Regions from separate parts of the Homo sapiens genome. Here region 2 is linked to region 1. Evidence: read pairs that join two places in POLR2A ChIA-PET (ENCODE). Cell type or tissue: Panc1. All regions are shown on one strand. Each heading gives the region's core, and the rest is flanking DNA. Links, peaks and the distances in the headings are about the cores only.

The links. Peaks named below come from ENCODE experiments on the same cell type or tissue, not always from the same donor. Only the 100,000 strongest peaks of a DNase experiment are listed, where the experiment ranks them.
Region 2: POLR2A ChIA-PET joins it to region 1 with 13 read pairs; 6 of 35 experiments call an interaction of 5 or more read pairs at or near these places.

The regions. Positions count from the first base shown.
Region 1 is chr1:235,445,766-235,451,299 of GRCh38, reverse strand. It overlaps TBCE (tubulin folding cofactor E), which reads right to left. Exons shown (of 17, transcript NM_003193.5): 16 at 2,860-2,951; 17 at 1-2,630. The coding sequence ends at 2,538. B3GALNT2 (beta-1,3-N-acetylgalactosaminyltransferase 2) reads left to right here. Exons shown (of 12, transcript NM_152490.5): 12 at 960-4,110. The coding sequence ends at 1,094. Among named protein-coding and RNA genes, the nearest start is that of B3GALNT2, 56 kb to the left of the region's middle. In Panc1, for the core only: no CTCF peak of the experiment used is centred there; no DNase peak of the experiment used is centred there.
Region 2 is chr1:235,372,108-235,377,641 of GRCh38, reverse strand. All of the region lies in intron 1 of TBCE (tubulin folding cofactor E), which reads right to left. Among named protein-coding and RNA genes, the nearest start is that of TBCE, 7.4 kb to the right of the region's middle. In Panc1, for the core only: no CTCF peak of the experiment used is centred there; no DNase peak of the experiment used is centred there; H3K27ac peaks cover 1,792 bases.

The DNA of each region.
Region 1 (5,534 bases), core at 394-5,393:
AGACCTACCTAAGTGCAAGCTGTGGGTAGGCACTGAGGGGAGAGAGACTCCTTTCCATCCCACTGAGGGGCAAGACTGAGACAGACAAGCTGAGTGTGTTTTGTTTTATCACCCCTGAGGCTGTGGCCCCTCAGAGATCCTAGCTCTGTGTCAGTCTCCCATTAGTCTCCTGACCCTGGGCTTGGCCTTCCAAACCCAAGGATCAGCAGCTGCCTTCAAGGCACAGGCTGACTCAGTGCTTTCTCCTACCCTGTTTCTTCTTTGATCACGGAGTTGAGCCATGCTTTATAAAGGTTTTTAATTTTATCCAACATTTTTGTGTTGTCAAAACATTGAATGAGTTTCTCTCTGTGTTCTGCTACATTGCTGGAAATAGAAACCAATTCACGTAGCTAGGAAATAGTCTAGTGGTTAAGAACTTGAGCTTGGGAGTCTTTAATCCCTCCTCTTCATTTACCAGCCCTGTGACCTGGAACAAGTTTTTTAACTCTTCGTTTGTTCCTCAATTGTTAAGAGGGAAATAGTTCCTACCTCACAGCATTACTGTGAGATTTAAGTGAGATATTTACAAAGCACTTGGTACAGTCCCTGCAATATTGTAAGCATTCCATCAGAATAATAGCTGTTACTAATACTGCCATAGACACACCTTTACTAGCAAACATGAAACTCACTTGTGGTTTCTAAAATCGTTCATTACGGAATGGCATTTGTTGACTAACTCTTCATCCACACACCGCCTTGTTTCTGTATTCCACAGCCACAGGACTGTGGGACCTGGTGCTTTCCCAAATCAGGAGGTGCCACCCCCAAACCTCACCAGTTGTTCCACACACGGAGTTATCCTTGAAATAATTTCAGCATCATTAGAATACATAAAAGCTGTCTACGTGCATACTTTCTGATGCTCTTAAAACAGTTTCACCACTCTCAGATCGGCTTTGGTTGTTTCTCAACAGGACAGTCTGTGGCTGTGTGAGAAGACCTGTGAGACAGGAATGCTGTCTTCTCCTCAGTATTCTCCGTGGGAACTGACGGAACTGTGGAAACTGAAGGAACGGTGCGGTGATCCTTGTCGATGTCAAGCAAGATAACAGGGACTTGAATTAGCAGAGTCTAAAATCAGGGCAGGCAAACGATAATCTGAGTGCAAGTCTGAGGAGTCCCAGGGTTTAGCAGTAGACTGTATGGTCTTTCAAGAGAGTTCCAGACTGGCACTTTCACCCAGAACCAATGCGGTGTTTCTTAATGTTTGCACAAATTTCCTTAAAAATCAACTTGTACTGTAGCATAAGAAAAGTTTTTATTTATCTATTGGAAGATTATCAGAAAAATACCAAGTTATTTTATAAAAGAAAAAATATTTCTAAATCCTGATGCATTGTGGCTAATTAGTAATTCACCATTACCTATAGTTTTTGGTTAAAACTTGGCCTAGTTCAGAAATCTGTAGTAGTAACTGAGAGTTTGAATTTCAACCTGGATTGCAGGATAGCTCTGTAGAGCTAATTAGGATAATTATCAGACAAAAAGGAACTCACAGGAATGCTGTGTGATCATGTGATCACATATTTGAGCAGTGGTCACTTATACCAAAGTTTGGGGTTTCTGGAAATAATGTCAGATTTTGTGGATCTCTGAAGTGGGCAACTTGAACTAACTTGAAGAGGAACCAATATGATTCTCAGTTCTGAACCTTGGTTTTAAAGAAGTTCATTTATATGGTAGACTAATACCCAAATTTTCTTTCTGCCATCTAACATAAATCCTGAAGGTCACAGTTTAGTACTCATAGTTTTTAAATGCTAAAGTTGTGTGAGTATGAATAAAAGCAAATACCTCTCAGGGTTTTAGTGCCATCGGGAAGGATATTTCTAAATTTTGTTGACATTTTGAAAGAATTAGTTTTGCTTTCCTCCTATCATTGCCTAATGTTTACCTAATATGAGTACATTTCAATCAAAGCTGGTTATCACAGAAGAAGATATACTCAGCTTAGGTATAATTGTAGGGAAAAGCATGTGATTAATTTAAGTACTCTTAGAAATAGTGCAACTGAGAAGACAGATAATAGCATATTGTTATACATAGTAGAGGATGTCTCCCCAAGTTTAAGGGACATTTCCCAAAATGACCAACCAAATCATTTCTAGTAACCCTTTAAAATAGTAGTTTCAATAGAGAATTCCATTAAAACTAGTCTTATGACAGATATTAACTGTGTTCAGATTTTATTAGGCTAGCTAGTTTCTTTCTATTTAATATTTAAATCTTATCATGAAATGCAGTGATGAGCTGTAAAAATAAATATGAAATAAGATCAGAAAATCATTAGTAGGTTCAAAGCCTTTATTATTGCTATTATGTATAAGCCTAGAAATGGTCACTTCCCAACAAAAAATACATCCCTTGTTATACTTAGGACAAGTTGTAAACCCCCTTTGTTTTGACAGTAGAATTGTTCCAGTGAATCATTTATTTCCGGTGAACCCCAGACACGATAAGCAGTGTGGTCTTTAAATTTTATTAGTTGGTTGTCACCATCGCACTAATAGACAATCTCCATTTTCCACAGAATAAAACTGTAATGACTTTAGGTCATTTTCCAGCTCGATTTCTCTGCCCGGCTTCTAAAATTAGAACGAAGGTGGGGAAGGATGTGATTAAGACAGATCCGATAAAGCATGCTACACATACTCTTCCCCCACCCCGTCCCCAGGCAGTAGCTTACCCTTAAAATCAAACAAACAGACCCATGGTCTCCATTTAGAATCAAACTGTTGCTATCTAGAGACAGTTTAATGTCATAATACGAGGACTAAGCTTGACTTTGACTTTGTATTTTGCTGGGCAACTTACTTTGGGACTTTCATAGGACAACAGAAGGTCTGACACAGGAACTTTGAGAAGACGTGACAGCAATCCCTTCACCTTTTGAATTGTCATGGAGCCTATCAAAAGACAAGAAAAGTCCATTCGTTCTCTCAAATGACAGTTACCTGTAAAACTAGCTCATGTGATGAGACCACAGTATCATTGCAATGATAGCTGTATCTGTCTTTTTTTTTTTTTTTTTTTTGAGACTGACTTACTTACTTACTTAAGTAAGTCTTGCTCTGTCGCCCAGGCTGGAGTGCAATGGTGTAATCTCGGCTCACTGCAACCTCCGCTTCCCGGGTTCAAACAATTCTCCTGCCTCAGCCTCCTGAGTAGCTGGTGCCCATCACCACACCCAGCTAACTTTTGTATTTTTAGTAGAGACGGGGTTTCACCATGTTGGCCAGGCTGGTCTTGAACTCCTGACCTCGTGATCCGCCCGCCCTGGCCCCCCAAAGTGCTGGGATTACAAGCATGAGCCCAGCGCCTGGCTGTATCTTTCATTTTACCCAAGTCACTTTACCCAAGTAAGTAATTAGGGGAAAGCCTGAGTCTTGTACCACCTGTTCATTTGGGGAACTGTGGGAAACGGAGCCAACGGACCTAAGTGCCCTTTGACAGTGAGTTTCATACCATTTCAGTAGTGTATTTCTTTCTTAATCTGAATAAACCAGAATGATACTCTCAGCACAGAAGAATAAAGGGAGCGAGTCATTAACGTTTTCTTTTTAAACCTTTATGATGACTTCCTTATGAATTACTGAACGAACACTGGAATGGGACTCAGGTATCCTGAGGACATCTCTCAACTCTGGCCTTAGTTCCCCCTCTGTAAAATTAGGGTGCCAACTAAATGATCTACAAGGTCCCTTCCAGCGCCGCCATTCTGTAATTACATCATGTGTAACTGTATTAAACATACACAAGTGACTGCCAGGCATGGGAATGTAACTTCCGAGTAAATGCTTTGGTTTGTTCAGAATACACTATGAACTTCTTTCCAAAGACGGGTTGTGGTAAATAGTGGATATTTTGATTATAAGAAATAGAGTTTCCTTGAAGCTTTAGCTGGAGATACAGCAATAGTGTGGTGTTCCTACAAATATCACAGTGTATTCAAACATATTTTTCTATCAAAAATCATTTTTGTAAAAGCTGTGTGTTTTTATCCAACTTGTGATAATAAATGTTCTTTATTTTAGAATAAAAACTGGCCTTTTTGTATGTATTGAATACAGTTAATAGAATTTATAATTTTAATTAACAATTTGCTCTTTCATGTGTGAATATGTGATAGTCTAGTCCTTTCAAAAGATTGAGACGGACTGGCTTTCATTGTTTGAAGGCTGGTGAGAGAAGGGGTTACCTGCTGCACACCAGTGGGGAGTGACATACTCCTAACACATGCCAGAAACAAAAAGTTTGGTCATAAAACAGTTCTAATAAGAAATCTGCCTGGCCTGCTCACACCTGTAACCCCAGCACTTTGGGAGGCAGAGGGATCAGAGCCCAGGAATTTGAGACCAGCCTGGGCAACATGAGGATACCCCATCTCTACAAAAAATAAAAAATTAGCCAAGCATAGCGATGTACGCCTCTAGTCCCAGCTACTTGGGAGGATCACTTGAGCCCAGGAGGTCAAGGCTACAGTGAGCCATGATCGCGCCACTGTACTCCATCCAGCCTGGGTAACAAAGTGAGAACCTGTCTCAAAAAAAAAAAAAAAACCTGCCTACTCATACCGGTTCTATAGAAGAAAGTAGCAATCTCTATGTAATAAATAGCATTACCATTTTTAATATAGTAACATGACTGTCTTAACATTCAGAAAATATGGAAATAGCTGATTATTTCTTTTTACCTGCCTATGACCAGTGTTAAAAATTTGAGAGGTATACCTCTAGGCCTTTTTTTTTCTGTGTTCATATAAGGATGTATAGGTTTTAAGCCAGGCGCAGTGGCTCACGCCTGTAATCCCAACACTTTGGGAGGCCGAGGCGGGCGGATCATCTGAGGTCAGGAGTTTGAGACCAGCCTGGCCAACATGGAGAAACCCCGTCTCTACTAAAAATACAAAAATTAGCCAGGCATGGTGGCGGGCACCTGTTATCCCAGCTACTTGGGAAGCTGAGGCCGGGAGAGTTGCTTGAACCCGGAAGGCAGAGTTTGCAGTGAGCCGAGATCATGCCACTGCACTCTAGCCTGGGTGACAGAATGAGACTCCGTCTCAAAAAAAAAAGGATGTATAGGTTTTATAATATATTGACGTACTACATTTGTATTTCTTTATGACATGATGGTATAGCTTTTCATGCCAATTCCATGCCATGTCCTCTAGCCATACACTGCCCAGTATGGCAGCCACATGTGGTACTGAGCACCTGGAAAGCGGCGAGTATGACTGAAGAACTCAATTTATTTTATTTTAATGAATTTAAATAGCCACATGTGGTTATTGCAGCCACACTGGACAGCGCAGCTCTAGACTGCTTCACTCTCCTCGGTGACACACGACAGTGCCTTGTGTGCTGTGTGGTTCCACCAGAGCTTATTCACCATTCCTCCGCTGGCAAGTACTTAGATTCTTACTATCTTTACCATTACAAATGCTGCAAGATACAATGCTTGGTCAGAGCATATGTGTATTTTTAACTTTT
Region 2 (5,534 bases), core at 238-5,237, 74 kb after region 1:
TCCTCTGTTACTGGAGTTGTCTGTTACATTAGACCTGCTATTTCCATATTACAGAATAATCTAAGCATTTCAATCTCACATTATATGATTTTAAGTTTATTAAGTTTCTGCATAAGGTCCTCTCAATCAGCTCCTCAAATATTTTGTAAAAACAATAACATTAGGCTGGGCGCGGTGGCTCACGCCTGCAATCCCAGCATTTTGGGAGGCCAAGGCAGGCAGATCACAAGGTCAAGAGATCGATACCATCCCAGCCAACAGGGTAAAACCCTGTCTCTACTAAAAATACAAAAAAATTAGTTGGGCATGTAGTGCGCGCCTGTAGTCCCAGCTACTTGGCCATCTGAGGCAGGAGAATCACTTGAATGCGGGAGGCAGAGGTTGCAGTGAGCCAAGATCGTGCCACTGCACTCCAGCCTGGCGACAGAGCAAAATTCCATCTCACAAAAAACAAAACAAAAAAAATCATTTTTCCCAATTGTTGTGAAAAGAATCCTACTTTCAAAATGGAGCTGAATTTTGTCTATTTAAATAAAGGAGGACAGGGCCATTGGGAAGGGGGCCAGGATCCAGATCTAAACATGCCCAGTAGTGTTGAAAAGCAAAAGAGAAATAATCTCCGAGCCCAAAGTTGGTGAGAAAAGTCAAAGCAGTTTAGATGATTTTTTTTTTTTAATTGAGACGGAGTCTCACTCTGTCGCTCAGGCTGGTGCAATCTCAGCTCACTGCAACCTCCATCTCCCGGGTTCAAGCGATTCTTCCGCCTCACCCTCCTGAGTAACTGGGATTACAGGCGGCCGCCACCAGGCCCAGCTAATTTTTGTATTTTTAGTAGAGACGGGATTTCACCATGTGGGCCAGGCTGGTCTCAAACTCCTGACCTCAAGTGATCTTCCCACCTCGGCCTCCAAGTGCTGGGATTACAGGTGTGAGCCACTGTGCCGGCCAGTTTAGATGATGTGATGGCAGGATCAACATACGGGTCAGACCAGGCATGGGGAATTTATGTTTTAGTAAGCTAAGAGGTCTGGCCAGAGACACAGCACTACCCAAAAACCTGTGCTCAGATTCAGAGCTCTAGTCCCTAAGAAGAGGGACGAATAAAATGACTGCAGAACTCCACTCCTACAAGAAATTAAAGTACTAGGCCAAATCTTGGCTCCATGAACTAGACTGTATAGGGATTATCTAAATCCAGAAACTCACAAGGCCCCATAATCAGTCTGAGGCTCTTTCCAGCTGGGGCTCAGCTTAAGGGTACTACTACATCACCCTGCAGATCAGGCTAACAGTGAGAATGGCTTGGTGAGAAGAAGGGGGCAGCCATCAATGGGAAGTAAAACCAGAGAGTGTAATAGCAGGAATGAGGATTGAAGACACTAGGAAGCCATTCTCATTATTAATCTAACATCTGTAGGTAACTCATGAATTCCTTCACATGCTTGATCCTACTTAATCTCCAGTAACAATTTTTTTTTTCCATTCCTACCTGTATGCTGTGCCCACAGACATGACCAATGAGATCATTAGGTATAAGGTCTAAGGTCAGTAATTAACAGTCTCTGTGTCAAGTCAGGTGTTTTTGTTTGTTTGTTTTGAGAAGAGTCTCGCTCTGTTACCCAGGTTGGAGTGCAATGGCGTGATCTCAGCTCTGCAACCTCCACCGCCCGGGTTCAAGCGATTCTCCTGCCTCAGCCTCCAGAGTAGCTGGGATTATAGGCATGTGCCACCAAGCCCGGCTAATTTTGTATTTTTTTTTTCAATAGAGATGGGGTTTCACCTTATTGGTCAGGCTGGTCTCGAACTCCTGACCTCAGGTGATTCACCCATCTCGGCCTCCCAAAGTGCTGGGATTACAGGTGTGAACCTCTGCGCCCAGCCTCAAGTCAGTATTTTTGATGATCCTGTCTAGTCTCTGAACGTTTCTAATAATGTCTTTCTTGATACCATGATCTTCCGTGAAGACCTAGAAACTGGATCCATGTCTTGGTGACCTATGCCTTAGTTCCAAAGCCTTTACCCTCTTCTTCTAGCTAGTAACCAGTGGGTCCCTGTTTCCTGATGTTAGACCTACTTGATGCTGTTACTGGCCCACTCTGCACCCTTATTGCCTGTTGCTAGGACAACCACTTTGATCACTCCCCCACCCCCAGCCCCATTTTAGTATCCAGTCAAAATGACCTGCAGTCAGCTGCTGCCTAGTTAAGTTCTCTGTAATGGCCTGCACTGGGCCCTCTCCTAATCACCTGAATGTGAGTGGCATGTTGCTCTTAGTTAGGTCTATCTGGGTGCTGACTAAGGCTTGGTTCAGATGGAATGACTTTTTAAAATACACACACTTGCTAACTAATGAAGATAGCCCACTTAAATGTTGGAGTGACTCTTGTTATTCTTCTTTAAAAAGATGAAATCTACATCTCTAGGCCAGGCACAGTGGCTCATGCCTGTAATCCCAGCACTTTGGGAGGACAAGGCAGGCGGATCATGAGGTCAGGAGATTGAGACCATCCTGGCTAACACAGCAAAACCCCATCTCTACTAAAAATACAAAAAATTAGCCGGGCGTGGTGGTGGGCGCCTGTAGTCCCAGCTACTCGGGAGGCTGAGGCAGGAGAATGGTGTGAACCCAGGAGGCGGAGCTTGCAGTGAGCCGAGATCGCACCACTGCACTCCAGCCTGGGCAACAGAGTGAGACTCCATCTCAAAAAAAAAAAAAAAAAAGAAAAAAAAAGAAATCTACATCTCTATCATTTTCACCTAGTAATTTTCTACTACTGCCCTATGTAGCTACAGAGAATCAATATATTCCCTTTCCCAGACAACATTTAAATGTGGAAGGCCAGCTGGGCACAGTAGCTCACACCTGTAATCCCAGCACTTCGGGAGGACAAGGTGGGTGACTCACCTGAGGTCAGGAGTTCGAGACCAGCCTGGCCAACATGGTGAAACCCCGTCTCTACTAAAAATACAAAAATTAGCCAGGTGTGGTGGCGGATACCTGTAATCCCAGCTCCTAGGGAGGCTGAGGCAGGAGAATCACTTGAATCCAGGAGGCGGAGGTTGCAGTGAGCCCAGATTGCACCACTGCACTTCAGCCTGGGCGACAGAGGGAGATTCAGTCTCAAAAAATAAATAAATAAATATGGAAGGCCATTTGTTACCATTTCTGCTTTCCCTGCTTCCTGTCTTCATCTCCCAAACCTCTCTACCAGGGTAAACATTTCCAGCTCCTTAAACCCTCCTTATAGCATTCCAGTTTTCCTCTGTAACTGATTTACTGATTCCATGCTTAAATTGCGATATCTAGAACTGAACGCCACATTCCAGATGTGGCCTGACCTGCACGTGGGGTACAATGGTCTGAAAAGCATTCATTTAACAGTGTAGGCTAGGCAAAGTGGCTCACGCCTGTAATCCCAGTACTTTGGGAGGCCGAGGAGGGTGGATTATCTGAGGTCAGGAGTTCGAGGCCAGCCTGGCCAACATGGTGAAACCTGTCTCTACTAAAAATACAAAAATTAGCCAGGCATGGTGGCAAGCACCCGTAATCCCAGCTACTCTGGAGGCTTGAACCCAAGAGGCGGAGGCTGCAGTCAGCCAAGGTATGCCATTGCATTCCAGCCTGGGCAACAAAGAAAGACTCAGTCTCAAAAAAATAAATAAAATTTTAAAATTTAAAAAATAAAAATACAAGTCTGGGTGCGGTGGCTCACGTCTGTAATCCCAGCACTTTGGGAGGCCGAGGCGGGAGGATCACGAGGTCAGGAGATCGAGACCATCCTGGCTAACACGGTGAAACACCGTCTCTACTAAAAATACAAAAAAATTAGCCAGGCGTGGTGGCGGGCGCTTGTAGTCCCAGCTACTCGGGAGGCTGAGGCAGGAGAATGGCGTGAACCCGGGAGGCGGAGCTTGCAGTGAGCCGAGATCGCGCCACCGCACTTCAGCCTGGGCGACAGAGCGAGACTCCGTCTCAAAAATAAAATAAAATAAAATAAAAATAAAAATAAATAAAAATAAAAATACAAAAATTAGCCGGGCATGGTGGTGAGTGCCTGTAATCCCACCTACTTGGGAGACTGAGGCACAAGAATTGCTTGAACCCTGGAGGCGGAGGTTGCAGTGAGCCAAGATCGTGCCATTGCACTCCAGACTGGGCCACAGAGTGAGACTGCGTCTCAAAGAAAAAAAAAAATGTAGACGTTACATTCTTTTTTTTCTGTCCCTTTCATGGGAAAGACTGTTGCTTACTATTAAGGTTGCAATGAAAGAAATTCCAAAGCCATTTCTGATTTACTACCATCTTCCGATCATAAAATTTAAATGTTTAAATTTTACTACAATTGTATTACCCTAAAAATGAGTTTTTTACTAGTTTTAAGTGCCCTTTCAAAATTTTCATTAACATGTAAGCAGAATTTTACTACCACTGAGACATATAATTTGTTCTACTTCTTTTATTAACTTCCTTTAAAATAAAGTAGGGCCTCACTATGTTATCCAGGCTGGTCTTTAACTCCTGGGCTCAAGCAATCCTCCTGAGGATTCCCAAAGTGCTGGGATTACAGGTTTGAGCTACCTCAACTGGCCATATTAACATTTGTCCATAAACATTTTTCTATACAGCCACAGAGTCAACACATTAATCATCTCAATATCCAAGTATGATACCACAATTTACTTAATAATTTCTCTCTTTTTTTTTTTTTTTTTTTTTTTAGACGGAGTCTCACTCTGTCGCCCAGGCTGGAGTGCAGTGGTGCAATCTCAGCTCACTGCAAGCTCCGCCTCCCGGGTTCACGCCATTCTCCTGCCTCAGCCTCCCCAGTAGCTGGGACTACAGGCACCCACCACCACGCCCGGCTAATTTTTTGTATTTTTAGTAGAGACGTGGTTTCACCATGTTAGCCAGGATGGTCTCGATCTCCTGACCTCGAGATCCGCCCGCCTCGGCCTCCCAAAGTGCTGGAATTACAGACGTGAGCCACCGTGCCCAGCCTCTCTCTCTCTCTCTTTTCTATTGGTAGAGAAGGGATCTCTCTATGCTGCCCAGGTTGGTCTCAAACTGCTGGCCTCAAGAGATTCTCCCGTCTCAGCCTTCCAAAGTGCTAGGATTATAGGTGTGAACCACTGCACCCAGCCAATCATTTCTCTAATGCTGTTTATTTACAACTCCAAAGAAAACAGCTAAAAACAGCTTTGATTTTTAAAATATTACCTTATGAAGTATTTCCTTGGGAAAAATTCTTAAGATAGATAAATATGTTTAAGGTTCTACAAAGCCAGCCAGGAGCGGTGGCTCACGCCTGTAATCCCAACACTTTGGGAGGCCAAGGCAGGAGGATCATCTGAAGTCAGGAGTTCCAGAGCAGCCTTGCCACTATGGTGAAATCCCGTTGCAACTAAAAATACAAAAATTAGCCTGGCGAGGTGGAGTGCGTCTGTAATCCCAGCTAAATATGCACAGCAAAATTAAAAATTAAAATATAAAAATCAGCTGGGTGTGGTGGTGCACGCCTATAGGCCAATGTATT